Linked DNA regions of Homo sapiens: all the other regions are linked to region 3. Evidence: read pairs that join two places in POLR2A ChIA-PET (ENCODE). Cell type or tissue: MCF 10A. All regions are shown on one strand. Links, peaks and the distances in the headings refer to the core of each region. The heading gives the core; the rest is flanking DNA. Region 1 holds the start of LOC124905027 (putative uncharacterized protein encoded by LINC00322). Region 2 has its middle 12 kb from the start of LINC01679. Region 3 has its middle 28 kb from the start of CRYAA.

The links. ChIA-PET counts read pairs that join two places held together with the same protein. Peaks named below come from ENCODE experiments on the same cell type or tissue, not always from the same donor. Only the 100,000 strongest peaks of a DNase experiment are listed, where the experiment ranks them.
Region 1: POLR2A ChIA-PET joins it to region 3 with 5 read pairs; 3 of 35 experiments call an interaction of 5 or more read pairs at or near these places.
Region 2: POLR2A ChIA-PET joins it to region 3 with 18 read pairs; 1 of 35 experiments calls an interaction of 5 or more read pairs at or near these places.

Annotation. Positions count from the first base shown.
Region 1 is chr21:43,327,476-43,337,705 of GRCh38, reverse strand. LOC124905027 (putative uncharacterized protein encoded by LINC00322) reads left to right here and starts at 7,841. Exons shown (of 1, transcript XM_047441057.1): 1 at 7,841-9,487. The coding sequence starts at 8,100. The coding sequence ends at 9,008. It overlaps LINC00322 (long intergenic non-protein coding RNA 322), which reads left to right and starts at 5,667. Exons shown (of 3, transcript NR_103713.2): 1 at 5,667-5,850. RefSeq lists enhancers at 4,505-5,034, 5,035-5,565, 8,050-8,936 and silencers at 8,357-8,519, 9,051-9,251. In MCF 10A, for the core only: no CTCF peak of the experiment used is centred there; DNase peaks (open chromatin) are centred at 3,805, 4,165 and 5,455.
Region 2 is chr21:43,368,778-43,379,007 of GRCh38, reverse strand. No RefSeq gene overlaps it. Among named protein-coding and RNA genes, the nearest start is that of LINC01679, 12 kb to the right of the region's middle. RefSeq lists enhancers at 3,565-4,098, 5,216-5,716, 9,042-9,599, 9,812-9,871, 9,600-10,157. In MCF 10A, for the core only: no CTCF peak of the experiment used is centred there; a DNase peak (open chromatin) is centred at 5,777.
Region 3 is chr21:43,191,838-43,202,067 of GRCh38, reverse strand. No RefSeq gene overlaps it. Among named protein-coding and RNA genes, the nearest start is that of CRYAA, 28 kb to the right of the region's middle. In MCF 10A, for the core only: no CTCF peak of the experiment used is centred there; DNase peaks (open chromatin) are centred at 4,587, 5,057, 6,737 and 7,867.

The DNA.
Region 1 (10,230 bases), core at 959-8,958, 140 kb before region 3:
TGGAGAGAGGAAGTGGGGCAACCAGAAATATCCAGTCCTTACCCCCGAGAGTAGTAGCTAGGTGGTGGTAGTGATGGTGATGGTGGTGGTGGTGATGGTGGTGGTGATGTTGATGGTGGTGGTGGTGATGGTGATGGTGGTGGTGGTGATGGTGGTGATGGTGATGGTGGTGATGATGGTGGTGATGATGCTGCTGATGGTGATGGTGGTGATGGTGATGGTGGTGATGATGGTGGTGATGATGCTGCTGATGGTGATGGTGATGGTGGTGGTGATGGTGGTGTTGGTGGTGATGGTGGTGGTGGTGGTGATGGTGGTGATGATGGTGGTGATGGTGGTGGTGATGATGATGGTGATGGTGATGGTGGTGGTAGTGGTGGTGGTGGTGATGGTGATGGTGGTGGTGGTGGTGTTGGTGGTGGTGATTGTTGTGGTGGTGTTGGTGGTGGTGATGGTGATGGTGGTGGTGATGGTGATGGTCATGATGGTGATGGTGGTGATGGTGATGGTGGTGGTGTTGGTGGTGGTGGTGATGGTGGTGGTGGTGATGATGATGCTGATGGTGATGGTGGTGATGTTGATGGTGGTGATGATGGTGGTGATGATGCTGCTGATGGTGATGGTGATGGTGGTGGTGATGGTGGTGTTGGTGTTGGTGATGGTGGTGGTGATGGTGGTGGTGGTGATGGTGGTGGTGATGGTGGTGATGGTGATGGTGATGATGGTGATGGTGGTGGTGGTGGTGGTGATGGTGGTGGTGATGGTGGTGATGATGGTGGTGATGATGGTGGTGATGGTGGTGGTGATGATGGTGGTGATGGTGATGGTGGTGGTGATGGTGATGGTGGTGGTGGTGGTGATGGTGGTGGTGGTGGTGGTGATTGTCGTGGTGGTGTTGGTGGTGGTGATGGTGATGGTGGTGGTGATGGTGATGGTCATGATGGTGATGGTGGTGATGGTGATGGTGGCGGTGTTGGTGGTGGTGATGGTGGTGGTGATGGTGGTGGTGGTGGTGGTGGTGATGGTGGTGGTGGTGATGGTGGTGATGGTGGTGGTGTTGGTGGTGGTGATGGTGGTGATGGTGGTGATGGTGATGGTGGTGATGCTGATGGTGGTGATAGTGGTGGTGATGATGGTGGTGATGGTGATGGTGGTGGTGGTGGTGATGGTGATGGTGGTGGTGGTGGGGTTGGTGGTGGTGTTGGTGGTGGTGATGGTGATGGTGGTGATGGTGATGGTGATGGTGATGGTCATGATGGTGATGGTGATGGTGATGGTGGTGGTGTTGGTGGTGGTGATGGTGGTGGTGATGGTGGTGGTGGTGATGGTGGTGGTGATGGTGGTGGTGGTGATGGTGGTGATGGTGGTGGTGTTGGTGGTGGTGATGGTGGTGATGGTGATGGTGGTGATGGTGATGGTGGTGATGCTGATGGTGGTGATGCTGATGGTGGTGATGGTGGTGGTGGTGATGGTGGTGATGGTGGTGGTGTTGGTGGTGGTGGTGGTGATGGTGATGGTGGTGATGATGTTGGTGATGGTGGTGGTGATGGTGGTGGTGATGGTGATGGTGGTGATGGTGGTGATGATGTTGGTGATGGTGGTGGTGATGGTGGTGGTGGTGATGGTGGTGATGGTGGTGGTGTTGGTGGTGGTGGTGGTGATGGTGATGGTGATGGTGGTGATGGTGGTGATGGTGATGGTGGTGATGGTGGTGGTGGTGATTGTAGTGATAATGATGGGATGATAGTGGCGATGGTAGTGGTGGCAGTGGTGGTGTTAGTAATGTTCTCACTCTTGTAAATAAAGCTGGCCATTTTCTAGAGAAAGCTCATGGCATTTGCTATCTGCTTTCCAACCACCTGCAGAAATCATCATCCGTGCTCCCCATTTCAATCCTGATGGGGCTACCTGCATGATCAGGGGTGCACTGGACCCCAGGAGGTCAGCACTGGCTAGGATGAGTCCTGTCAGCCCTCAGCTCACTGTCCAGCCATGGCCCACACTGCTTTCACTGCATCCTTGTCTTTCCCCGAACCACTGACCACAGGCCACACACCCTCTGACCAGCTCTGTGCCCACTGCTGACCCATTGGCATTTGGGTTCCTTATGTGCCAAGGTCCCGATAAGCACTCAAAGGAAGTTGTCTCTGGTGGGGCTGCCCTCCCAGACCCCCTCCTGCCCTCTCCTACCCCAGCTGTGGTTCACCTGAGGACGTTCACTTCCTCTTCTTGCCCCTCAGCCCCTCTTGGGCCTCGCTCCCCTCCCCCAGAAGCACCACCTGGTCTAAGGAGTAGCTTCTCTGCCCACAGCCAGGAGGTGGACGGTGAGTCTCTCTTGACACAACTGGTGTCCCCAGGGTCGGGGGGTGCGTGCCTGCTGCTGACGGAGCGCCCATGACTGCCTGGCCTGCACACACTCACTCACTGCTCCCTGCCTCTGAGAGGTGCAGCCCCGGAGGGCTCTGTGTGATGTCACTCGATCACTCTACACCAGACTTTATTATTATTTTTTTGAGACGGTATCTCAGTCTGTCACCCAGGCTAGAGTGCAATCTTGGCTTACTGCAACCTCTGCCTCCCAGGTTCAAGCGATTCTCTTGCCTCAGCCTCCCAAGTAGCTGGGATTAGAGGTGCCTGCCACCACACCCCACTAATTTTTGTATTTTTAGTAGAGACGGGCTTTCACCATGTTGGCCAGGCTGGTTTTGAACTCCTGACATCAAGTGATCCACCTGCTTCGGCCTCCCAAAGTCCTGGGATTATAGGTGTGAGCCACCGTGCCCGGCCTACACCAGACTTAAGTACACACACACACACACACAAATATACATGCGTGCTGCACACTCCACAGACATACACACATCCACACACGCATAAACACACACTCACACAAGAACATACACGCACATACTGAACATTCATGCACAAACACACATAATATGCACTCACACAACACAGAGCACACGTACATAACATACAAACACATACGTATGCTGAACCACACACAAATACAAATGCATGCACACAATGCTCATGCATATACACATAACACACACACAAATCACACATGCATGCACCATGCTCACAAGCACATACAAACAACACACGTACATACACTCTCAAACGCACACACAGACACACCCCCGGCGTTTTTCCATCACGCTGAGGGTGGGGTGGAAGTGCCCAGGCTGGAAGCTGGGGGATAGGAGCCTTCTCATCTAATTTCTTCCTGGTTTCAGGACCTGGGCCACAGAAGCAGCCTCACCATCAGACTGCGGCCTTCCTGTGGTGGTCAGGGTTCCTGGGGGTTGGTGGGGCTTCTGCTGACAGAGAGAGGGACGTGAAGGCTCACGCATGACCAGCGTGTCTCCAGCTTCAGGAGACTGAGGAGGACTTTGAACCCTTGGGAGGACTCAAAATTGGCCCTGGAGTCCTGAGGAACTTTTTCCTACAGGGTGGGGACCATTGGGGGAGATGCCAGATAAACATTTGCAAGACTTTTCCTGGGTCTAGGAATTAAAAGAGATTTGTCAAGGCAGTGAGTACTCTCCATGGCTCCTGGGTGTCTCTGCAACCCCGCTCGCCCCTGGCCTCCGGACTGTGTCCCCAACTGCTTCCTTCAAGTGGACATCCAGTAAATGTCTCACGAGAGACATCCCTCCTGCCCTGAGTGCACAGCCGCTCCCGCCTCCCATCCCTGCACACGGCCATCCCCCTCTTGGGTGGTGACAGAGCCATCCTTCCAGTTGCTCAGAGTGAATCGCGTTCTCCTGGTTTCCAGGAACCCCATGAGCTCTGTCATCGGAATGCATCCGGAATCTGCCCACTTCCCTGCCTCGCTGGCCTGGATGACTGCACGAGACTCCTACAGTTTCCCATCCACCCCCGCCGCCGTCTGTGCTCCACGCGGAAGTCACAGCAGTCGAGGGAGCTCCACGCTGCTGGGCTCACGGCCTCCAGCGACTGTCTCCTGATCAAATGCCGCCAACAGCCAGGTGGAACTGTGACCCCCGGCTCCCGGCTGCCCTGTCAAAGCTCTCAGGCTTCCCTATACTACGAGATGCACTTCTTCCCCCTCCCTTTGCTCCCCCACTAGGGCATCCACTCCGCGTAGGTGCAGGCTTTGTCTGTTTTGCTCACTGGTGAGGAGGAGGACGAGGAGGCGGAGGATGACGCTGTGCCCAGCCCCGGCCTGCCCTGAGGAGGTGCTTAGTAAATATTTGTTGAGAGAATGAATGCATGGAATGCATTTCTATTTCCAGCCCCAGCCAGGCTCCTGGAAGCGCAGAAACAGGAGCAGATTTGCAAAGGAGGAGAAAGCCCGGACGTGGAGGGCTCGAAGTGGGCTTGAACTGCTGGAGGTGCTAAGAAACGGTTTCCTTCCTCCTCAGATCTCTCCGCAGTCTGCGACAGGCCAGGTTTCGCAAACAGCTCATCTGGCTGGGTTAAGAGGGGCCAGAGAGGGTCTGGGGTCGGGGAGGGAAGGCTGAGGCTCCAGCCTGTCCCTGCAGCTGCTCGGGTTCCAAATGCCTGGAAGCCTGGACTCGTTCCCACCCAGCCGAGGCAGGCTGCAGAGAGCTGACTCCTTTAAGCTGGCCCCGGCATTTACCCCAGAGCCACAGGTTCTGCCCCGGCTGCCCTGAGGCTGGCCTGGTGGGGGTGGCGCCCCCCCACCCCCCGCAGCGTGCCCCTCCCCTCCACACAAGCGAGCCCAGCCTGGCCCCCTCACAGTCACACGCCCCTTGAGGAGGCCCCTCCACGAGTCACAAGGCAGAGTTTCCATTGGCGTCAAATGTACGTGGATGCTGGATCTGGGACGGACAGGAGCCAAGAGGGGAGAAGCCAGTTTTAGAAAATTCACATGCCTGGGGGTCACAGAGGGCAGACCCCCAAGGGCACCGCATCCCCATGGTAGGGGTGGGAGTGGCCCTTGGGGCATAGACCCAGTATGTGTGCACACTCTCCCTCTCTGTCACTCCCACATATGCACATGCAAACACACGCAAACACAAACACACATGCACACAAACACACACAAGGAAACACACGCACACATGCACACACAAGCACACACTCATGCACACACGCACACAAAGCAAACACACGCACACACATGCAAACACACACACCTCATATCTCTGTCTACAGTGGAGACAGACCTCCCACATATATGGCAGGAGACAGGAGTCCGTGATTCCTGGGTCTGAAGTGCCTACGTGTGTACCCCACACTGCACAGTGTACGATGCCTGCTATGCTCCTGGGACAGCATGTGGGGCGGGGCCTCCCAGGCATGAGAGATGGAAGATACTCGAGTGGGCATGTGAGGCCCAGAAAGCAAGCGCGCTGCTCCGAGTGATGTCATTGTGTCTACAGTGCTGTCGGGCCCTGGTGATCTTCGCCTTCCCAGACAGTTTCCTCTTCTCTTCGTCACAAAACCCTGTTTGTTTTGTTTAAGAAAACCCGCCTGCTGACTCTTACGTAGTGTCATGTATTTTGTTGTCTGTGTTTCTAGGGCTGCTGCCAACCTCGGGGTGATCATGTGACCCCAAGGCTAGCCAGCAAGAGGACCTCATTCCTCCACCACAGACAGCAGGACAGGGGTGGGCATGGGGCCCGAGCCCACACAAAGCCCTGCCTGGGATTTTGCTGAAGACAGAAGCACCCTGACCCTCCAAGTTGGGAGTTTCGAGGACCCCCTGAACTTAGAGCTCCTGGGCCGTCTTTCCCTGAGAATGAAGCCAACACAGGCAGGATTGAGCTTAGAGTCTGAATTAGATGGTGCCTAGTGACCGCCTCTGAACTCCTGGACCCAGCTACACCTGAAGCCACTCTACCCCACATTTTCTAGGCAAGTCAACCTGCAAACGCCCTTCTTTTCTGAAATGAGCTTGGGTTGGGATTCTGTCACTTCAACCAAAAGGACCCCAGCCATGCAATGTTGCAATATCGAAGTAGGATGGTCTAGGCTTTATGAGTGGCAGACCGAGGCGGGGCAGGAAGATGGAGGCTTTCTGGCTCCCAACAGGTGGAAGAGGGGAGTCTCCGGGGTGGCCAGATACATCTACAGACTCACTTGCCCCTGGGCTGTTCTCCAAAACCGCCGTGGAGGTGGGACTCCGACCCATCTGAGCCTCTTCCTGACCTGGACCACCTGGGACAGCTGTGTTTACAGCATCTGGGCCCTTGAGCGTGAGTGTCCCACCTCCCCGTAGGATCAGGCCCCTGGGAAGGCAGGGGCCGATTCTCTTTCTTCCCTCTGTGGCAGTCCCCCCATCCCATCACAGAGCGCCATAGACGACAAGCTGTGGCCGTCGGTCTGGGGGTTCGAGCCCCCAGGCCCCACTCCACCCACTCCGAGGATTGGCTTGGTGGGGCCGGTGCTGGCTCCCAGAGGCTGCAGGGCTCTGGAAGGAAAGGCCTTCTGCAGAGCAGGGCCCCTGTAGCCTGGCCGCCTGACCAGCCTGTGGGGAGGGAGGCGGCGGTGGGAAGCCCCTTGCTCTGCTGGCGCCCCTCCCAACGCCCAGGGCCTCTTTACCCAGCATTTCTCTGCCGCTGTGACTGTGCCTAGACCTCGAGCTCAGAGAAAAGGCTGTTGCTGCCGGCTCAGCTGAAACCGCCTGGTGCTTTCTATAGAATCTTTGTGAGGAGCTATTATAGAAGGGACTGTTATCAAAGAATTAATTACGGAAACTAAGGACTGCACAAAAATAATTATTTCCAAACAATGAGTGTACAGCCCTGAGAATTCCAGTGGGAGTGGTGGCGATCTACCCGGGTCTGTGGGCCTAGCCTGGGGTCACCGTACGTCGTGGCCTGTCTCCCTTCTTCTCCGGATCCCCCACCCCAGGCCACGTGCCTCAAGGGACATCTGGGATGGAGGAAGCCAAGGGTCAGGCTGAATCCTTCCTCGCCAAACATGGACACGATGCCTGGCACCCCCACTGAGAGTGGTCTGTGGTCCTCTCCGGTGATCACTACAGTGTCTCTGAGATATCATTGTCCCCATTTCCCAGATGGGAAAACCGAGGCTCCAAATGGCTAAGAAACATGCCCAAGTGTCTGAACCTGCAGGCAGCGGGCTGGGGCTCAGGCCTCGGTCTGTGTGGCCTCCTTAGTCAGTGGGGAGTGGGTGTGAGGGAAGCCCAGGTGACACTGGCCCAGCAGGACACACAGGACAGCAGGTGCAGAGGAACCCGCACCGAGGGACCCCACCCACAGGCAGCAGTGGCATCTGCGGCAGGGAGATTTACCTCTGTGCTCCCCGCACTGTCCCATGAGTTGTCCAAGGACTGGGACCTGGGGTTGGGAGGGACACACAGCAGCCGTTGGCTGTGTTGCCATGACACGACAGAGGTTCCAGCCACTAGCACAGGCCGCCTGTCCTGGGGAGACAGTCCTATTTGTAACATCTATCTCAGCCTGAATCGGGGAGACAGTCCTGTTTGTGACATCTGTCTCAGCTTGAATCGGGGAGACAGTCCTGTTTGTGACATCTGTCTCAGCCTGAATTGGAGAAGGTTTCCTACAGCAGAAGCAGACCCAGAGCAAGGGCATCCCTGATTCGGGAGGAAGCTGGCGTGCCGAAGGTCACCAGCAGGCACTGTGGACCCAGCCTTTGAGCTTGGACCCCGCCTGGCCCACAAAGCCCCGTGCTGCTTCCCAGGGCCCACGCGCAGGTTCCCGGACCTCCAGCTGCACCCTGGAGGGGGTGAGGGGGGCTCACTGTGTGGCGTGTGCCAGGTGGAGGGGCTGGCGTGGGACAGAGGGATGGAGCTCGGGGGAAGACCAGCAGATCCCTGGACACACGGGGTGAGGCTGGGCTGTCTCAGATAGGCAGGACTAAAAGCAAGACAAGCAAGACAGAAGGGCTCAAGACTGGAGCAGCCAGGAAATTCTGTCCAAGCCGAGTCCCTGGGTTTGCGAGACTTCACGCCACCTCACAGGGGTCGTCTGGGGTTGTGGTCTCTGGCCAGGAGGGTGCGGGAGCCTCTTTCTTCCAGCTCAGCTCGTGCTACACCAGAAAGGGAAGGGCAAGAGCACCCCCTCAACCCAGAGGACCCCCAGATCAAGAGACCACCCAGGCTACAATCAACTCTGATGGCGCTTTTAATCACCCCAGCAGGAGTGGCGACTGTAAACAGACATTCAACAATTCCCAGTGACACACATACCTCCCGGGAAAAACCGCGTTTCCATAAACCTTGCAGAAACGACTTGGAGAGCTTGCTGAGCGAGGGCCGCCTGGACACCAGTGTGCAGACGCCGTGTCCTCAGCACCCCCACACTCAGCTGTCCTGCGAGCCCCAGCCCCTGGAACACTCCAGCTGCCTCTCCACTTGTCTGGCGGGATGTTTCCTCCCGGTGCCCTCATCACCCCACACCCACCCTCTTCTCCCGGGCTCCCGATGGCTCCCCCCACCACTTGCTCTGCTGATGGGTACACTCTCCCCAGGTCTGGCTGTGAAGCCATCCTGGGTGCCTCGGTTTCCCCTGCTGGCCAGGCAGTCACCAGCTACCTCAGTGGGAATGCCACTCTCTGCCGCCACCCAGCCTGGGTCAGTGGGACGCCTGCACTTTCCCAAGTTGCGTTCCTCCAGCCCTTTCTCTGGACACTCGGATGAGAACAAGGCTACTGGCCAAGGGCGTGAGAACAGGGATCAGCCTCAGAGACCATCCCATCTCTGTGAGTGTCCTGAAGCTGCCAAGCAAAGTGCCACCAACGGGGTGGCTGAGACCAACAGAAGTGTATTCCCTCTTGGTTCTGAGGCCAGAAGCCTGAGCTTAAGGCGTCAGGAGAGCCAGCCCCACTCTGGCAGCTCTAGAAGAGAATCCGTTTCTTGCTCTCCCAGCTTCTGGTGTTGCTGGCAACCATTAGCATTCTTGACTTGTGGCTGCGCTGCTCCCATCTCTGTCCCCGGGGTCACGCGGCCTTCTCCCCGGCCTTGCTGTGTGTCCCCTCCTCTTGTAAGACTCCAGTCACTGGGTTTAGGGCCCACACAAATCTAGTATGACCTCACCTTGACTTAATCACATCTGCAAAGGCCCTTCTTCCAAATAAGGTCATGTTCCCCATTTCTGGGTAGATGTAAATTTAGGGGAGCTGCTATGTAGCCCAGTGCCATCCTCCTACAAACCCCAGGATGGCCGAGGAATCCAGTCTCAACTGAGATGCATCAGGCTGCTTAGGATCAGAGCCCGGACCATACTGAGCACTCACATTCTCTCCTAATATTCTTTCAAGCATTCCAGCAACATCTATTCCTGGAAACCCCAGGTCAATCCCCCACCACCAGTGTTGCTGTTGCCTGGAGAAGAAAATGCTCCAGACCCCTCCTTCCCAGCCTGCTGGGTTCCCTCCAACCCAGGCCCAGCCCCCTTCTCCAGGGATTGATAAGACGCCATTTCCAGATATATTGTTAAGTGGCAAAAGCAGACGGCAGTACGTAGTGACACATCTTTTGTGTAATAAAGTGTAAGGATATGTATATGTGCGTGTTTATTTATAGATGCAAAAGAAAAGCACTGGAAAGATAAATCAGAAACTAATAAAAATGGTGACTTTACGTGTGTGTGGAGTTAGAAATGGAAGCTAGCTGCTCTGGAGATACTTGGCTTTAGTGTTTGAGTCCAGAACTATGTGAATGTTTCCCATATTCAAAACAATTTGAATTTGTTAAAATTTAAGTTTAAAAGAGAGCATCCTTAGAAAAGGAAACCAACAAAAGTGAAAATTTATATAGAGTTTGTAACATAACTAAAACAAAGACAAAATTATTTGAAGTAGTTTTACAGCACAGAATTTAGGCTTTTTTTTTTTAACTGGTGGCGCGTATTTTAAGGATAAAAAGAATGGCAAGGAAATCGTATGTATCATTCAGTAGGTCTTAGTGTTAGTGTTAAGTCTGGCATCGTTATTTAAATTTTTTCCTCTTCCAGGATAAAGCCAGTAAGTAATTATGTGAATGTTGTGAGGAACCAAAATTATTATTACTGAAAGAGAAAAAATTCACAAATATAAAATCCAATAGGTTAAGAGGAGCACTGTCATCTTAAATTTGAATTGGAAATGTTAACGTAATCTCATAACTTATTTATTCATTCTGATTGATTGATTGATTGATTGAGACAGGGTCTCACTCTGCCGCCCAGGCTGGAGTGCAGGGGCATGATCTTGGCTCCCTGCAGCCTGACCTCCCCAGGCTCAAGCCATCCTCCAGCCTCAGTGTCC
Region 2 (10,230 bases), core at 1,091-9,090, 180 kb before region 3:
GCCAAGGTGGCTGCGTAACCGCAGGTTTCTCCTGGACTCCTCCTCACACAGGGCCAACCTCACCCCTCCTCCACTGTCCACAGGTGCCCCAGACACCAAAATATTCATGAAGCCCCCTGAGAAATCAAGGCAATGAGAGCGTGGGTTTCACTCCTGGCCTGGGAGTCACCGTCAGTGGCGGGTTGGGGATCTGGGACCCCGAATCTGATTCTGCTTGGGGTCTGTCTCAGAGGCAGCAGCTCCCCGACGTGCAGACCCCAGGCTTCATGCCACTCCAAGCCTGAAGGTCTTTGCCCAAAAGCAGCATGTCAGGACCTTCCTGCAGGACCTCCCTATTTAAACCACCATGCCCAGGGCTCCCGCTTTATTTTCCCTGTAGCTCCATCGCTACTGAACAGGCTTGGCTTCCTCACCTGTGTCTCTAGCGCCCACCTCCCTTCCATCAAGGGCTTTTCCCCCGAGGGCCGTGCATGGAAGGTGCTCAGCAAAGAGTTGAAGGATCATCAAGTACGAGGCTGGTGCCAGCGGGTCTTTGGTTAGGAGAATTGTCATCACTGCCTGCACTGCAGCCAGCAGCTTGCCCAGGTGTGCCTGGGACCCAGGTGTGCATGTGTGCCTGGAACCCAGGTGTGCATGTGTGCATGGGACTCAGGTGTGCCTGGGACCCAGGTGTGCATGGGACTTAGGTGCACCTGGGACCCAGGTGTCCATAGGATCCAGGTGTGTATGTGTGCATGGAACCCAGGTGTGCATGGGACCCAGGTGTGCATGTGTGCTTGGGACCCAGGTGTGCATGTGTGCATGGAACCCAGGTATGCATGGGACCCAGGTGTGCATGGGACCCAGTTGTGCATGGGACTTAGGTGTGCATGGAACCCAGGTATGCATGGGACCCAGGTATGCATGGGACTTAGGTGTGCATGGAACCCAGGTGTGCATGGGACCCAGGTGTGCATGTGTGCATGGGACCCAGGTGTGCATGGGACTTAGGTGTGCATGGAACCCCGGTGTGCATGGGACCCAGGTGTGCATGGGACTCAGATGTGCATGGGACTTAGGTGTGCATGGAACCCAGGTATGCATGGGACTCAGTTGTGCATGCCCCTCCCCAACAGGTGCACAAGGGACCCAAGTGTGCATGGGACCCAAAACTGCTGGTGACTGGGACGGCCCTTGGCTCGTCTGCTGGTTTCACTGAGGAGAGGCTGCTGCCAGAATCCTGCGGCCAGGTCTGGGGGTGGCTGTCAGGCCATCCCCTCTGGCCCCAAGGTTGGTGGGGGTGACCTGAACCCTCGACCACTGTGCACTCTGTCATGGGAGGGCTTGAAAACCTTCAGTGCCAGCTCTGTTTGCAGCAGGCCTGATGGCTGCCATGGCTGTGTCCTCTGGCAGCGGTGATCCTAAGAAAGGGCCCTCTCAGCTGGGCACGGTGGCTCACGCCTGTAATCCCAACACTTTGGGAGGCCGAGGCAGGCGGATCACGAGGTCAAGAGATAGAGACCATCCTGGCCAACATGGTGAAACCCCATCTCTACTAAAAATACAAAAATTAGCTGGGCATGGTGGCACGCGCCTGTAGACCCAGCTACTTGGGAGGTTGAGGCAGGAGAATCTCTTGAACCCAGGAGGTGGTGGTTGCAGTGAGCCAAGATTGTACCACTGCACTCCAGCCTGACGACAGAGCGAGACTGTCTCAAAAAAAAAAAAAAAACCACAAAAAAATGAAAGGGCCCTCTCAGCTGTTGGGCCGGCCTCTGCCAGGCCCTGCACCCATGACTATCTCTGCCCCTACCTGGGGCTGCTGGAGGGAGATGGCCTCCTCCTAATGCAGGGAGTGTGTCCCTCCTTGTGGAAAGGACCACGGCCTGGGGGCCATCTGGAAGTTGAGGAAGCCTTGAAGGGTGGGGGGAGGAAAGCTGGTTTCCACCCAGCGGAGATTCCGGAAACGGGAGGGTGGCGGGTGACCTTTACATAGTGGAGATGATGACTTGAATAACACCCATCACCCTGTTGCCACTGGCGGGACTTAGAAGGGGCCCTGAGCGTTCATTGGCTACCTCAGTCTCTTATGCACATGGAAACTGAGGCAAGGGGTCCATGGACACCCTTCCCGTGATCCTGGGTTGGTTGCTGTGCGGAGCCTGCTGACCTGAGCCCCTCCTGTATTCGCTCGCAGCACCTGCAGGGGCCTGGGGTGTGTCCCTGACCTCCTGCTGGGACAGGAGTCTCGGAATGATGTAAACACATTCCCTACCCTCAGGGAAAGGGAGGGACAAGAACCCCAACAATCCTACCATACAGGAGGTGCACAGGGAGCTGCGAGGTGGGGCTTTCCCAAGGAGGCCCTGGGAGCATGCAGGTGGAGTAGGGGGCAGGGCAGATCTGCCTGCAGAGCTCAGAGGAGGCAGGCGGGCTGAGCCGGTGGGCTCCGATGGGGACTGGGTGACAGAGCGGAGGGAAGGGCCCGCAGGTGCCTCATCCCTGCAGGAGGTGGGCAGATGACAGTGGGTTATGGAGGAGCCAGTGAAGCTTGTGGGGCTGGGGAGCTGTTGATGCGGAGGGCCCCTCCTCAGAGTCCAGGCAAGGCCCGTGGGCTTCCTGCCCTTACTGGCACCAGGGCCAGGTACCCAGGGCTCGGCACCAACCAACCATGATAGTGAGGAAGTCTAGGGGCCTGGGCTCACCCCCGGTCACTCTCCCAGCACCTGGAGGCCTTTGGCATGGGGGACGAGTTGGGGAGGCCTCTCTTCTCTATGTTGGGGGCTGAAAGCTCGTGACCTCGAGAGGCATGGCTCGGGGGGTTCCAGCTGCCTCTGCCCCCTCTCCCTCTGACCTGGATGGAGCCTAATCCCGCTGACCTCAGTGCCTCTGTGGGAGGCGGTGATGCCTGTGCCAGGCGCTGTGAGCGCCATGTGGCACAGTGTGCAGGTTTGCCAGGCTAGTCCCTGAAGACACCCATGGCAGCCTCCATTCCTCATCTCCCCAGCTGGGCGTGGGGCCTGGGAGTCGGCCGCCTACACAGGACCCTTCACTAGACGCAAGCTCAGTCTCCAAGCCACCAGTACGAATCAATGCTGAGGATCGTGCATGGGGCTGAGACTGGCCCTAAGGTGGACGGTCGGTGGGCGGCCCTCCCCAGGGGTCCCCACCCTGCCTGAAAGGGTGACCCTAAAGACAGAGGGTGCTTGGGGCCTGGGCCCTCGGGATCTCCCCTCTTGGCAGGTGTCCTCTCCCCTTTTGAGCTTCTCCACCGTGGTGTGACACAGCTGGGAAGCCCTCAGTGGGAGTCAGGGCCACACCCTTGAACTTCTCAGCCTGCAGCACTGCGGGCTCAATAAACCTCTTTTCCTTATAAATTGCCCAGTCTCAGGTATTCCTTTATAGCCAAACAAACCAGACTGAGACACAACCCAATGCACGTCACGTGCCCTGCGTGGTGGGGCTTAGGACGCTGGGCCCAGCCAGAGGCCCAGGACAGCCCACAGTGGCTACAGCATTCCCCAAACTCAGCTTCATCACCCCCGGAGCAGGCTGGATTCTCTGTGACAGAGACCACAAAGGGTGCCTCGGGGGCAGTGGGAACACTCACCAGGAGTCAGTGGACACTCAGATGACATCCCTGTGTGGTGGCTTTATAACCTGATCTCCAGGTGGTCAGTCCCGGCTTCTGGGCTGACCCCGGCTCCAATTCACTCCTCCCATTCATACGTTATTGCGAGCATCATGAGCTCTAGGCCCGGGGACACAGCGGGAGACCCAGCACCCCTGAGCATGTGGATGGCCAGGATGTGTGCTGAGGCCAGGGGTCAGATGCACGGCTGTGGAGGTGCCACCATAGACAGTGGGGCCCTTGCTGCATGGGAGGGTCACTGTGAGACACCGCTCCTCACCAGCCACCATGGGCACATGACCCTGGCTGAAACCCTGGCCACCTCCAGCCACCTCTGCCCCAGGCATCAGGAAGGTGCTTGTGTGTCCCATGAGGGAACAGATGGACATAGCAGAAAGAAGGGAGCCGGCCATGTGCTCCCAGCAAAACCCAAATGCCCGGTTCCCTCTCTGCTCCTCTCTCGCTCCTCTCCCACTCCTCTCCCAAACTCTATAAAATCACAGACAGGGCCTCGAAAGGCAGAAATCGGCACAGAAGGAGGGAGACAGGAGGATGGCCCAGGAAGAGCGGATGGTGTTGGAGAAGCTGCTCTGTGGACGGGAAGGTGAGGCGGATGTCCTGGCTGGGGGTGCTAGGTCCTTGCCTGGGGTGGAGCAGGGTCCTCCCAGGGCAAGACTCGCACACCACCCACTGCTCAGGAGCTTGGGTGGGCGGGGGCCGCAGGCCACTTCGCAAGGAGGCCAGATAGTCTCCTTTACCCCTTGCCCCAGGACAACGTCTCCTTTGCCCACTCCAACAGAGGGGATGGTCACTCTGAAGAGGTGACCGCAGAGTGCGGGCAGGGTGGCGGGGCGACAAGAGCCCCCATTGGAGCCAGAGGGTGACCTCTGCACATGCTGGTGGTCCTCCTGGGAGCTGGTGCAATTTGAGCCAAGTTTAAACCCCTGGAGTACTGGAGCATCCCTCTTGGGAAAAGCGGAGGGACCAGGAGTGAAACACTCAGCAACACTGGTGGTGGAGGGTCCCCCAGAGAGATGACCCCAGGCAGCAACTGTCAACCCCATCCCAGGCAGCAGCTGTCAACCCCATCCCCTGACTAGATTCACCCTGTGCTCAGAGCAGCCCAGTTGCCTTTTGGCAGCCTCCTCTGAACTAGAGCCGGATCCCAGGGCCAGCAGGCCTGTGAGGGGTCCCCAGCACAAGACAGGGACCACAGGAAGCCGAGGAAGACACACGCCTGCCTGGGGAAGAGGCACAGACCCTTCACTGTAAGAGCCCTGCCTCTGGGCACAGGAGGGCCAAGGTGAACTCAGGTTGCTGGAGCTGGAGCTTTCTCCTTTTGCCTGTATGCGGGGTGAGCCGCGGCTGCCTGGGTCATGGCCTCCTACAGATCCTAAGAACGGAGACTCCAGTGGGGTCCTCCATGGGGTGACAGAGAAGACACCACAAATGCCCGGCTCAGTTTGAATTTCAGACAAACAGCAAACACCTTTGTAGTCTGAACGCTTGGCCCGAGCAGGGGCCAGGTGGCCGGGCTGGAAGATGTGGCTGAGGGACTGGCCCCAGCAGACGGTCAGTGGGTCCTGAGCCTGGGTGGGGCAGGGTCAGGGGCCCCGCTAGTGGGGTGTGCTGGGCCAGGGGCTCCAAGGTCTGGTGCAGAGCCCTGTGGGCCCAGGCCTGAGGACGACGGAGCCCCAGGGTCCTGGCATCTCACGGGCATCAGTCCTTGGATACATCTCACAGGAACTTCGGATCTTCACTGAAAGCCCCTCCTCCCCCAACCACTTCCGTCCCCAGCAAACACCACCATTTGTCAAGGCTCTTAAACCTAATTGGAGCAAGTCTGGAGCTTGTCCCAGGCTGATGAGTGGCCAGGCCAGGACTTCAACTCTTGACCACGTGGGAGAGTTGACATGAAACCCAGGTTTCCAGCTCTGTCTGGAAAACTTGAAAATCCAGAAACGTTGACTTTTGCATTACTCTTATGCGGCCCCATTTCGTTTTTTCTTTGACTGAAGAGGGTGAGTGAGGAGGAGGGGGGCCCAGCACAGAGCAGAGCCGCCTCCCGCACAGCCTCCGTTCCTGTGGTTCACGTTGCTGGTGAGCAGGTGACCTGGGCGGTGGCCTGAGAAGCTGCCAGGTTTCTCAGTAAAGTGAGAACCAAATTCCAGGCCTGGTCCTGACCAAAACATGCGTCATGGCCAGAGACGTGTGCAAGCCCTGGCAGCTCTGTGGCTCCGGGCAGCACCACACCCGGCCGGCGACCGGGACGTGCCATTGGCTCATCCCACGGTGCGGCTCTGGGGCCGCTCTTTCTAGCCGTCAGGGGTCCCTTCTTTTTGGCTTCACCTGGCTCTGAGGGTTTGGTTTCCGCCTTTCAGAGGATGAAATTCAGCAGAGGTATTGCCATCTTCCTACCGATGCTCAGATAGACAAGGTGAAACAGGGAAGCGGGTGCCGAAGCCCCCGGGGGAGGCCCAGACACACTCATTCACCACAGGCTGCCCGCACTGTGGGTGTAAGCCCCACTGCTGTCATTCACCACAGGCTGCCCGCACTGTGGGTGTAAGCCCCACTGCTGTCATTCACCACAGGCTGCCCGCACTGTGGGGGTAAACACCACTGCTGTCCTCTGAGGGGTCCCTGCCAGACTCACCTCCAGCTGTCACCATGCCTCTCTGTCCTGGTTCCCTCCCCAGACCCCGTTCCCCAGAATGCTCTCTCCTCCTCCCCTTGTGCCCTGAATGATCCCCCAACCCCTCCCCACCTCCCGCCCTGGCTAGGCCTGGGTCTCTCTCATCTCCCGAGGTCTGGCCAGGGGGTCAGGGAGATGGGGCCTGGAGCTGCTGGCCCTGGTGTGGTTCCCTGGTGGGCCACACTGACCTTGTTGCCTGGTGGTGGGGACAGGCAGAGGTGCAGGAACAGCTCCCCAAGCCCTGAGACCCAGACCTCCAGCCCGGTGCAATAGATACCCACATGGCAGGGGGCGGAATGAATACGCAGAAACCTCTTCCCCTACCTCCACACCCAGAAGAATTCCCTTATTTTCTAATTCATAGACGCCAGCTATCTTCATAGTCCCTGAATTATTAAGTGGGTTGTAATGGCCTTTGTGTTTTATTCATTATGTTTCTTACGTGTAGTGAGCCTCACACACCCCATCTCAAGAAGTTGTTTGAGGGACGCTGATGTTTTAATGGTTTGGGGGGTTATTCATACACTTGGCCCCTCCATTGCCATCCCAAGCAGGGTGGGCCACAGCCTCCTTAGGAGATGAGGGTTGAATGCACATTCCCTTGTGTGTTCTGCGGCTGTCTGGGGACACCCACTGTGGTCCAGGCACCTCCAGAAGTGTTGGGGATCCCACGGTGAGCAAGCCACATGCAGGCGTGGCCCATGCAGCACTCACAGGCCAGCCGGGCGACGGCCACGTCAAGCAAAGATGCAAGCTGGCGCCCGGTTGTTGTGGGAGTGTTCAGAAGGACACCCCCAACCCCATCTCTATGCAAGCATCCCTGGTGCCAGTGTGCATCCATTCCTGGAGGGCTGGCCTGGGCTTCTGTCACCCACTCAAATCACCCCACAATGGAGTGTTTTCCTGGATCACCAATTCCTGGTTTGGAGGTGTAACCCAAAAAATATCAGAGACAGGTCTCAATCAATGTAGAGGCTTATTTTGCTATGGTTAAGGGCCATGGCCTGTGACACAGTCTCAAGAGGTCCTGAGAACATGTGTCCAAGGTGGTTGGGGTGCAGCTTTGCTTTCATACATTTTAGGGTACAGAAGTTGCAGGCAAAGATATCAATCAATACATGTAAGGTATACATTGGTGTGACCCAGAAAGTGAGAGGCTTCCAGGTTATAGGTGGATTCAAAGATTTCCTGATTGGCAATTGGTTGAAAGAGCTGAGCTTTGCCTAAAAAGTTTGAGGTCAGCAGAAAGAGATGCTTGAGTTAAGACAAGGGGATCGTGGAAGCCAAGGTTTTTGTTATGTAGATGAAGCCTCCAGATAGCAGGCTTCAGAGAGACTAGATGGCAAATGTCTCTTATGGGACCTTAAAATGTGTCAGACTCTCTGTAAAAGACCTATTAAGGGCAGGGAATTCTCTACAGAATGCAAATTTCCCCCTTAAGAGACAGCTTTGCAGGGCCATTTCAAAATATGTCAGAGAAATATATTTTGGGGTAAAGTACTTTTATTTTTTTCCAGGCCTGCTATCAGTCATGTGATGCTATACTAGAGTCAGGGTGGAATTTGGTGTCTTATTGCTACAAAGAGTCTTTTCTGCCAGTCTTATGATCTCTGTTTTCATGTTAATGCTGGTCAGCTGTGCCTAAACTCCAGAGAGGGAGGAGAGTATTATGAGGCATGTCCAACCCTACCTCTTCCCATCCTGGCCTGAACTCGTTTATCAGGTTCCTTTGGGATCCCCTTGGCCAAGAGTAGGGGAGCCATTCAGGCAGTTGGGGGGCTTAGAATTCTATTTTTGGTTTACAGGGAATACTGTACTAATCCCAAAGGTGATTTCTGGAAGGATAGCTTCTGTGTGCAAATGAATCTGGGGGTTCACAGCGCACATGTGCGTATTAAAGGCCTGAGGAGTCCTGCAGGGAAACACACACAACTCTGCTCACCTTCATGTAAACTGGCATTTCTCAAACTTACTTACCCATAGACTTGTTGTTTAACGTTGCGTTTATTGGCACCTACAGGGTAAGTGTGTGTGTAGTTGCACCCAGTACGCCCTTTCTGGAGAAGCAGAAACCCCCAGGTCACATGGCTGAGGCGTGGCTGCAGCGTGTATGAGGACAGATTGCCGCTGGGGCCCCAGGGGAGGGACCACTGAGTGGGGTTCTCGGATCTGACACACCGTCCCTGCAGATGGCCCCTCAGCGACATGGTGGCCTTCTCATCACTGCTCCGCCAACGGAGGGGAACGGCCTGATGAATCATGCATGATTCATTAATCTTAATTAAAATGCAAACGTATTGCCAACCTTCTCTGATAATTAAAGCCCATTGTGGGAATATGCTTAAAGCTTCTAGGCTGACGTTTCTTTTGCTGAAGCAAAACAGATGACTCTTTTAGCTCTGAAAAGTGGTGTTGAAAGTGGTGCTGCCGGGGGGCGTGCGGCGTGGACAGACAGGTGAGATCCACAGAGAAGAGGCTCCCTGCCTCTCAGTCTCCTCTCTCTTTCTCACGCACGTGCACACACGTGTGCCCTGGGCTCACTCTTCAGCCATACACTGAGCTGTATTTTCCTCAGTGCTACCAGACCCGCAGGCTCCCAATTTGGCAAGGAAGGAAAAACTAATTATGGCTTCATGTCCTGCAAGAAAGAGCCTGCAGCGGCTCTTCAGAAACCTGCCGGTGGGTCAGAAGCACGGCCAGGCCGCCTGCAAACGCCTTGCTGGAAAAATCTCTCTCTGAGCAACTGAGCCGGGTCCTGTGTGCTGGAGGGGACACTGAGAGGCCACAGGGTGGGGAGTGGGCGGGCAGTGAGGCTGGTGACCACCGGCACAGCACCAGGCTCCCACGCAAGGGGAATCCTGGGGCTTTGGAAAAAGTCAAGTCGCAGTTTCACGCACGATCCCCACGCAGCTGTGCCAAGCAGTGCCAAGGCTGTGCTGAGATCATCGGTGTCTGCCCTGTCAGAGGGGCTCGTGCTCTGAGAGATGGAGCGAAAAGTAAACTTTGCCCACCAAGAAAACCTGGTATCCCAACAGTTGTGGAGCTGCTGTGACACCGACTGCTGGCTGCCCTGTGAGGTCCAGTCCCCGCAGGTTTCATCCAAGACCCCCATTCCAGCTGACACAGAGCATTTTAAAATAAAACCCTGTCTTTTCCTGTGTCTTGGCCAGCGGGGCTGCATTCAAGAAAGTACAGCAGCCTTTCCTGACAGCCTCCTCCACGCCTCGACCCTGCAGCCCCTGCCTCTCCCCTGCGCTCCCCCTGCCCTCCCGCCCAGGTCTGTGTTTTCTGCCAGGGCGTCCGGTTCTTTCCTTCTGCTCTCAGCTCTCATCTGCCCCTCATCTTGCCTCACAGGGCTCCAGCTCTGGGCTGACAGTGACGGTAACAGGGACGTGTGCCGATGACTCATCCCGTCCCTCACATGCGTGTGTGTCTAGCCCTTGTCTCGCTGTGCTGCCTCCATCCACATCAAGTGGCACAAATGGAAACGGGTCACCACTGTCCTTGGGATGAGCCTGGTGTCATGGCTGAGTGGTTCTGTCACCAAGTCTTTTCGTGGTTTGCCATAGAGGTGTCTTTCCAGAATCATTTTTTTTTTTATGGACTTGATTGAAATGGGTCAGATTAGCCATGCTCCTGAAATTCTGCCATCAGCCCACACACATGCACACACACATGCACACACGCACACACATGCATGCACACACAGGCAGACACATCACACACATGCACACATGCATGCACAGACACATCACACACATGCAGACACATCACACACATGCACACACATGCAGACATCACACAATGCACACACATGCGCACGTGCACACATATCACACACATGCACACACATTCTCACACATGTAGACACATCACACACATGCATGCACACACATGCACACACGCATGCACAGACACATCACAC
Region 3 (10,230 bases), core at 715-8,714:
GTCAACAGAAGGAAAATATGAAAGAAAAGTTAAAAGATGAAGCCAGATAGAGAAGATTTAACATTAGCTTATTAGGAATTTCAATTTTAGAAAATACAGGAAATATCAGTGTGGCACTGTAAGAAGAGGTTATGGCTAAGAATTTTTCAGAATTGAAGACATGAGTACTCAGGGCACATCAAATGCCAAACAGAATAAATAAAAACAAACATCCATGATAATAAAAAAACAAAATTATTAAAAGCTACTAGGAGAAAGACAGATTTCCTAAAAAGGAGAAAAAACCTGCCAATGGACTCATTAAGAACAATATTCCAAGTCTTTCCAAAAGACTTGAAAGTGATGTAACAACATGCTGAAGAAAAATTACTACCAACCTGGAATTTTTATACCCAGCTAAACTGTTCTTCAGCAAGGAGGAACAAAAGTCATTTCAAAAAAACAAAGACAAGATGTGTTTGCCTTTCACAGACACTCAGTTTCTACTTCGGGATATACTTCAGAATCCCAGAATGGCTCAGGATTGGATATATCAGGTATTATGGAAGGTGGGGTGAAGGAGAGAGTTGAAAGTTGAAACAGGGGATTTGGTTGAAAATGGGGAGGTCTCCTTTGACAAAGACACCCTCCTTGACCAAACTTTAGTCTTCTTTGAGCCCCCTTCTCAACTAGGCCTCAACCTTAGCCCTCCACACCCTTGGGCTGATGAGCCCAGTTTTAGCAAGAAACGAGTTAGGTCAGCTTAGTGAGAATCCCTCCATCTCTGGTATCTGGTCAAATCCCTCATCCCCAACCTTTGATATCTAGGTCATTGCCCTGCCTTTAGCAAGAACCTTCCTACCCTTGATGTCTGTTATGGCTGAATTGTGTCTCCCCAAAATTTACATGTTAAATTCCTAACCTGTAGTACCTCAGAATGTGACTATATCTAAAGATACATTCTTTAAATTATTTATTAAGGGCTGGGCATAGTGGCTCACAACTGTAACCTCAGCACATTGGGAGGCTGAGGTCGGTGGATTGCTTGAGCCCAGAAGACAGAGACCAGTCTGGGTAACATGGCAAAACCCCATCTCTACAAAAAAATACAAAAATTAGCCAGGCATGGTGGCATGTGCCTGTAGTCCCTGAGGTGGGAGAATCACCTGACCCCAGGGAGCCTGGTGAGCTGTAATCACACCACTGCACTCTAGCCTTGGCAGCAGAGTAAGACCTTGTTTCAAAAATCAATAAATAAAAAACTAAAAAATAAAATAATTTATTAAAGTATAATGTGATATGAATGAGACCTAATCCAATATGATTGGTGTCTTTATAAGAAGAGGAAATTAGGAGACACAGACATGTGCACACACAAAGGGAAGATCATGTGAGGACATAGGGAGAAGACAGTTAAGGAGAGAGGGCTCAGAAGAAACCAAACCTGATGACACCTTGATCTTGGACTTCCAGCCTCCAAAACTGTGAGAGAATAAATTTCTGTTATTTAATGTCCATCCAGCCTGTGGATTTTATTTTGGTGGCGCTAGCAAACTAATAAAACATGGAATTAAGTTCCTGTTAGTACTTTTCCATCCACTGACCCCTTTGCTTTGCTCTTTGGCTATGAATTCCCAGCTGTCTTTGCTGTATTTAGAGCTGAGCTTAGTTCTGCACTGAGGTTTCCCCCCTACTGCAACAGCTCCAAGATCTTATGATCACAAAAAATTACTATGACTTACAGTAAGTGTGACCATGGAATTGGGATCACTCGAGAAAATATCCAGTTTTTACAGAGGCAAACTATAATATGCAGCAGTAAAATCGTATAGTATTGGAGGTCTGCTTCAAAATTTTTCCGCATAGAGAAAATAAACAACTGAATTGGTGAAGCAAATATCCTATATTCTTGATAATTGTGAAATTTGAGTGGCGGGTATATGGATGGGTTTCTTTGAACTACTCTCTCAATTTTGAGTACATTTGCACATTTCATAAAATATTAACATTATACCTATTTTACATTTAATTTTCTGAAGACATACATATAAGGCATGTCTTATGCCTTATAAGGATTTTTTCAGCACCTCAATTCATTTTTATGAACATTAATTATCACTGTTCCTTAAAGTAGATAGACAGGTAAATGGTATAGCTCTTAGCTTCTGAAATACTGTGGAAGTTTAATTCCCTGTGGTCAGAGAATATATTCTGCCTGATTTAAATCTTTTTAACTTTGAGAATTGTTTGATAGTCAAAATATTATCTACTTTGGTAAATTCTATACGCACCTGCAAACAATACGTATTTTGCTTTTGTTAGTTGGAATTCTACACAAATGTCAATTAGATCAAGTTGGTTGATAGCATGTTCAAGTCTTCCATATTCTTATGAATTTTCTGTCCACTATTAATAATTGAGAGAGAAGTTTTGAAATCTCTAAGTATAGATTTCTATTTCTCTTTTCAGTTCTATTATTATTTTCTTTGTGTATTTTGAAGGTTTATTATTGGGAATATACAAATTGAGGGTTGTTATTTCTTCTTGGTGAATTAATTTGCTTTTTCATCATCATGAAATGTCCCTCTTTATCTCTGGTAATATTATTCCTTTCCTACAGTCTACTGTGTTAGCCACTCCAGCTCTCTTGTGATTACTGTTTGCATGGTGTATCATTTTCCTCCTTCCACTTTTATTTCTCTGTCTTTGTATTTAAAGCTAATTTCCTGTAGTTAGCATATAATTGGGTCTTGCTTTTTTAATCTAGCCTGACAGTTTCTGCATTTTAATTAGAATGTTTAAACCATTTACATTTGATATAATTATTAACATAGTTGGGTTCAAGTCTACCAACTTGATATTTGTTTTCTATTTGATTCATCTTCTTTGTTCTTTTATTTTTCCTTTCCTGGCTTATTTCAGATTGGGTTTTCCAGGATTCCGTTTTTACCTTAAAAGAAGTTCTTTTTATATTTATTGATGAATAGGCACACTAGTAAAAATATTAATTTTTTGTGTGTATCTGAAAAAGTATTTCACCTTCATTTTGGAAAGATATGTTTGCTAAATATAAAATTTTTGGTTAATAGATTCTTTTTCTCTGAGTATTTTAAAGATGTCATTCCACTGCCTTCCAGCTTGCGTTTTTCTAAAGAGAAGTTTGCAGTCACCTTATTGTTGTTCCCCTAAAATGTAAGGATTCTCCTCCTCTAGACACTCTTAAAATTTTCTTTTTATCATAGGTTTTCAGCAACTTGATTATGATATACCTTGATATACTTTTATTAGTGTTTACGCTGTTTGAGATTTGTTTTACTTTTTGGACCTGTGGGTTTACACTTTTTATCAAATTTGACAACTTTGGGGGCCATTATTTTTCCTAATGCATTTTCTCGCTACTCTCTCTCACCCTTCTTTTGTTCTTGAATTCCAATTACAAGCATGTTAGACAACATTCCTGAGGCTCTGTTCATTTTTTCCAGTCTTTTTCCTCTATATACTTCTGTTTTGACAGGTTTTATTGCCCTGTCTTCAAGCTTACTGATCTTTTTTTCTGCAGTTTTTAATCTGCTGTTGATCCCCTCTAGTGAACTTTTCAGTTGAAAAATTATTTTTCATTTCTAGACATCCCATTTTTTTTTCAATACCTTCCTTTTCTCTTCCGTTTGCATTCATGTTTTCTGTTACATGCTTGAGCATATTTATAATAGCCATTTAAAATTCTTTTATCTACTAATTCTATCATTCCCATCATTCCTGGGCCTGATTTGATGGACTGATATTTTCTCCTAGTTATGGATCACAATCTTTGCTTCACATATCTCACCATATTTTATTGGGTGACAGGCATTTTGAATATAACATTGATAAACGTATAGATTTTTTTTTCCTTTATAAATAGTGTTGACATTTGTTCTGGCAAGTAATAAAGTTACTTGCAGATGAGGTTGATCTTTTTGAGGCTTGCTTTTACATTTTTTTGGGGTTATCTAGAGTTGCCTATACTCTAGAGTTAATTTATTCCTACTACTAAAGCTTGATCCTTTGTATTCTCTATTTTTTTTTCTTTTTTTTTTTGAGACGGAGTTTCACTCTTGTTGCCCAGGCTGGAGTGCAGTGGCGCGATCTCACCTCACTGCAACCTCCGCTTCCCAGGTTCAAGTGATTCTGCTGCCTCAGTCTCCCGAGGAGCTGGGATTACAGGCATGCGCCACTACGCCCAGCTAATTTTTTGTATCTTTAGTAGAGACGGTGTTTCTCCATGTTGGTCACGCTGGTCTCGAACTCCTGACATCGGGTGATCCGCCCATCTCAGCCTCCCAAAGTGCTGGGATTACAGGCGTGAGCCGTGTATTGTCTATTGATTGCCCCAAGTGCTCTATGAGGTCTCCAACTGAATAGAAGGAGTTCAAATTTCTTGCAGCCTGGTGTGAGTTCTAGGAATTGTTCAGCTTAACACCTCACTGTTCTTTATTCACTTCCTGGAATTCCACCTACGCATGTACAGATTGGTATTAAGTGAATGCTCAAAGGGACCTTATGCAGGTATTTGAGTTTCTTTATTTGAGTATCTTCCTCCTCTCTGCTACCCTGTCTCACCTCTGCCTCCCCATAGCCCACTCTTCTCAATTCAGCTAGATCACCATGTTGTGCTTGGATTCCCCCTCCCTGCCTGACAGTATGAAAACTGCCTCCAGCCAGAAAACAGAGTTGATTGCACAACTTACTTCATTTTTTTCCTATCTCTTAGGGATGCCAGCCCTGCACAGCCTTTTGTCCTGATGTCCAAAGCCAGTTGTTTTGTCTGCTTTGTCCAGCTTTCTAGTTCTTTTGGCAAAAAACAAAAACAGAAACAGACAGCATAAGTTCCATCCTAGCTACTCCTTCATGGCTGGCTGCAGAAATTCTGAAAACTGTTTTCTGTGTTTTTAAAATCACTTTACTTCCTTGGGACTCCTTAGAATTGTAACTTGAGAAGGTCCAAACAGATAATTAAACCACCTGTGACAGATACGTGCTAAGCGCCTGCCAGTGCCGGATCCTGGGAGGCTGACAGGGATATACAAGAGCCCCTGGGCTTGGCTTGACGAAGAGGGAACAAATCTGGGTGTGGCCATCCAGGAATAGAGGCCAAGTCAGGTTGCAGAGCAGAACAATAAGGGATTCATGCAAAGCCCTTCTAACAATCGTTGTTTTGTTACTTTATGTGACCGTATTTGCTCCTTCTTTCAAAAATACAAAAAGTAAAATGCAGAATGTACAAATGTGTGGCTCTCCCTAAAGTGGGATGAAGTTGGGATTTCCCATGGATGCGGTTCCTGGAAAAGCCACAGTTGAGTAGAGTAACCTGGGTCTGTCCATTGCAGGGCTTCACAGTTCTGGGAGTAAAGCGCTTTCTTCTGAATTAGCAGATCTTTGTAAAGTCAAATTTCAGGAACATTTGATTAGACCTAAAGACAGCTGCAGGCCGTGCACCATGGCTCACGTCTGTAATCCCAGCACTTTGGGAAGCTGAAGCAGGAGGATCGCTTGAGTCCAGGAGTTTGAGACCAGCCTGCGCAATATGGCAAAACTCCATCTGTACCATAAATACAAATATTAGCCGGGCGTGGTAGCACACACCTGTAATCCCTGCTACTCGGGAGGCTGAGGTGGGAGAATTGCTTCAACCCAGGAGGCAGAGGTTGCAGTGAGCCAAGATAGCACCACTGCACTCCAGCCTTGGCGACTAAGCAAGACTCTGTCTCAAAAAAAAAAAGAAAGAAGAAGAAAAAGATAATTGTGTTAGACATTTGCCTGTGCCCACAGCCCTCCCTAGGGAAAGATGCCCACAAACGCTGCCAAGTAGCCAGGCCTTTGGCTACCATGTTTTATACTCCTCGACCCTAGCCCTTCTCCTCCAGTTCACTGGAGTGGATGCCTGACTCCAACAGTGACTCCACATGCCTGCTGGTGACTTGTAGAGCATCCTGCGAGGGAAAAATTCCTTTGTTTAAAAGGAAATGAACTAGTAAACACCAAACGAACGAGACATTTCACAGTGACAAGTGAAACTCAAAAGACACCTAAAGAGATAGCCAGGAGCTAGGAAGGGGCTTCGTCCCACAGCCAACCCCTCTGTGAAAAGGAGGGCCTCAGATCAGATCTTCTCTCCTCATGGCCCCTTCCCGCCCCTTCCTTCCCCACCTCCCACCGCTCAGTCTCTCTCCCTCTGTTCACTCTTCCCCAACCCTCAGGCACTCCCCGCTCTGAAAGTGGGCATGCCCTCCCTGGTGCAATGGGCCCCACGCTTTCTCGCAATATCCTTTCTAATACATTCCCCCGTGACTTACGTCCAGATTTGTTTTCTATTTGACACTGTCAAGGGCTTCTCCTGTCCCCAGGACCCCTATCCACGGGGCTGCAGAACAACATCTGGCCATTTCCTGCCCTGCTAGGCCCCCTCCTCCCTGAAGCGCTGCTCAGACCCCAGTCCAGACACCCGCCTCCCCCGGCCTCCCCCGCACACCTCCCGTCTGTCCTGACACAAGGGAACCTCCCCGCTGCCCCTTCGGAGATAACAGAGATTTGACAGCACGACCACAGTATTCCTGAGCTTCCAGTTAAAGTCAAGTCCGTTGTCGCCACTGCCTCCACGTCCGCAGCTGTTCCACCCGCTTTCCTTCCTTCATGCATGAAGGTCAAACCCAGGCTTGGCCCTGCATGAACCCAGCAGAGAGGATTCCAGAGCTGTCTCCCCAGAGCCCTCCCCAGCAGAGATCCTGACTCACCCCAGGACAGGAGGGCTGAGGCCAAGAGCGCCGCTTCCGGATGCTTCCTCCGCATTCAGCTTCCAATGTCCGCCCTGCCAAGGCGCCCCTCGGGAGCAAGCAGGAGCCCGTCCTGGGGGGACATGTCCCCTGCTCTCCGCTGAGACCAGAGGGCTGCTGCCGTGAGGAAGGAATGGAACACCACTAAGGCACAGCAGCCACGAGCTGGGGATCAGACACAGAGGAAAGGCCACCTACAAATAGTCACTGGAGCCAAACCCTGGTCTCAGCCACGAGCAGTGCCCCACATGCGAATGCACCCATGGGTGGAGAGTGTGATGAGCCCCCTCCGCAGAAAGCACCCGAGCAGCAGCTAAAACAGGCTGATCCCAGGCCCCAGACCTCAGACTCCAGCCTTCATCTGCGACCTGGCCCTCGGTTTCGCCTGACCCTGCCTCTGTTTGCAAAGGGCCGGCTGGGGCCCCTGGACGGGTTTCCGTTCTCCTTTCTTCCTCTCTGTGCTCCCCTGAAATTTCCCCACAGGCCATCAGCCTCAGGCTCTGAGACCAGAATGTCACCTTCCCGTCACATGCAATGTGACGATGTCTCTAGTTATTTCCCTCCCCACAGCACAAAGGGTGGAGGAGGCCTGAGAAATGAGGAGGGGGGAGGTGCGTCCAGGGTGCAGCAGAGTCACTCTCACCTCCGGGGTCCGGCTGCCGGCATGGAGGTCAAGGTCCGCAAGAACGTCCTCTTTCCCCACTGCAGCAGGCAGACCAGCATCACAGAACCATTCTAGGAAACAGCAGTTCCCGTCCCCTCCTCCTTGCTTCTAAATGCACGGGGCACACATCAGTCCCCCCACTCCTTCAGGTGGCCCAGGTGATCAAATCAGCCAGTTCCAGAGAAGGGTCAACTTTGACAGCCCTGGGTAGGGGACCCAGATGCCCTTTGATGGGTGTCAAATGAAACAAATCAGCATATAGGCGAGGGGGCTTTATCGGAAAGAACACTGAGAGGCAGGATGCTCCATCCAAGAGGCCCACAAGCTTCCGGAAGGCCAGGCGGGGACGGCTCCTCTCATGGGAGGGGAAAGGAGGGAGCAGGCTTGGCAGGGTTGTTGGCGGGGATGGATGGGCCCAGGCAACAGCAGCGTCCGGAGGTTCCTGGGGCTGAATCATTCTGAGGTTTGCTACTGGGAGGGAGGGAAGCTGATTCGATTCTGAGACATCTGGGGAAGCCCAGAGGCCCCAGGATCCACACCAGGAAGCAGCCAGAGGGGTGCAGAGCAGGGCCTAGAGGCCACAGCTGCAGGGCAGGTGGCTGTGTCACCAGAACCCTGCTGGCAGCCCTTCCTCCCCAGGGAGCTGTGTCTGGAGAGGGAGCTGTGGAGAAGCGCTAGGGTAAGACCCAATCGTGCAGTGGTCCTGAGCCCGCAGGGTGGGTGCCCTCCTAAGGTGAGGAAGGGACAGCAGAGCCAGCCCCTGCTCTGAGGACCCTGTGGGAACCAGGAGGGGCCTCGCCAGGCCCAAGCCCCCGTCCCGGCTGTGGGATGCCCAGCCGCAGAGCAATGAGGAATCCAAGTTGCTGCTGAACGCCCGGACCATGGTGCTGAGTTCTGGCCGCCCCAGCTCACCAGCAGCGTGGTGGTGGCGGCCAGGAGGATGGAGCTCAGACACCTGGCCCCACACGCTGCCATGCAGCCCAGCCTCAGGAGGCCACCATCCTACAGGCAGGCCCCCAGACAGAGGGGCACGGGCACAGGCATAGGCCCCAGGTCCCCTGGCCATGGAGAAGGCATTGTGTGAGTGTGTGTGTGTCATGAGGTGTGTGCAGTGTGTGTGGTATCTGTGTGATGTGTGCAGTGTGTGTGTGTGTCTGGGTGTGTGATGTGTGCAGTGCGTGTGTGTGTGTCTGGGTGTGTGTGTGCAGTGCGTGTGTGTGTGTGTGTCTGGGTGTGTGATGTGTGCAGTGCGTGTGTGTGTGTGTCTGGGTGTGTGATGTGTGCAGTGCGTGTGTGTGTGTGTCTGGGTGTGTGATGTGTGCAGTGTGTGTGATGTTTGCAGAGTGTGTGTGTGTCTGGGTGTGTGTGATGTGTCCTGTGTGTGTGTGTGTCTCTGGGTGTGTAATGTGTGCAGTGCGTGTGTGTGTGTGTCTGGGTGTGTGATGTGTGCAGTGCGTGTGTGTGTGTGTGTCTGGGTGTGTGTGATGTGTCCTCTGTGTGTGTGTGTGCGCACACGCGTGCATGTGTGTATAGCCCCAGGCCCTGGTTTGTCTCCTCTTGCCCTCTGGAAAGTAAGCACAGCCCCCAGCCTGGCCATCCCCTCAGGGTCGCACCTGGAACGAATGCCACCCACAGAGCAGCTCCCCCCTTTCTGGAGACTGAGCTGCAAGCTGTGGGTTGGTGGAAGCTCGTGGTTGGTGGAAGCTCGTGGTTGGTGGAAGCTCTAGCTTGGTGGAAGCTTTGCATTGGCAGAAGCTCTGGGTTGGTGCAAGCTCTGGGTTGATGGAAGCTCTGGGTTGGTGGAAGCTGTAGGTTGGCAGAAGCTATAGGTTGGTGCGAGCTCTGGGTTGATGGAAGCTCTGGGCTGGCAGAAGCTCTGGGCAGAAGCTCTGGGTTGGCAAAAGCTCTGGGTTGGTGGAAGCTCTGGTTTGACGGAAGCTCTGGGCAGAAGCTCTGGGTTGGCAGAAGCTCTAGATTGGCAGAAGCCCTGGGTTGGTGGAAGCTCTGGGTTGGTGCACGCTCTGGGTTGGCAGAAGCTTGGGGCTGGCGGAAGCTCTGGGTTGGCAGAAGCTCTGGGCTAGCAGAAGATCTGGATTGGTGGAAGCTCTGGGTTGGCAGAAGCTCTGGGTTGGCGGAAGTTCTGGGCTGGCAGAAGATCGGATTGGTGGAAGCTCTGGGTTGGCAGAAGCTCTGGATGGAAGCTCTGGATTGGCGGAAGCTCTGGGTTGGCGGAAGCTCTGGATTGGCGGAAGCTCTGGGTTGGCGGAAGCTCTGGATTGGCGGAAGCTCTGGGTTGGCGGAAGCTCTGGGTTGATGCAAGCTCTGGATTGGAGGAAGCTCTGGGTTGGTGGAAGCTCTGGGTTGGCGGAAGCTCTGGGTTGGTGGAAGCTCTGGGTTGGTGGAAGCTCTGGATTGACGGAAGCTCTGGGTTGGCGGAAGCTCTGGATTGTTGCAAGTTCTAGATTGGTGGAAGCCCTGGCTTGGTGGAAACTCTGGCTTGGTGGAAATTCTGGGTTGGTGCAAGCTCTGGGTTAATGGAGCTGCTGGAGTCCACTTAGGTCCAAAGCTGCTGTACTGGTACACCTGAGTGTCTGGTGAGAGAGGTCTCCAGCAGGAGAAAGAAAAGAGGAGGCTCAGGGTGAGCCTGTCTTGTTTGACTCATTTGTACCAAATCGCACTGGATGGCAGTTTTATCCCGTACAAAAATGAGCACATGTCACATTAGCACTAATTGTTGTGGGGAGGAAACAAATAGCTAATGACTAAAGGTGCGGAGAA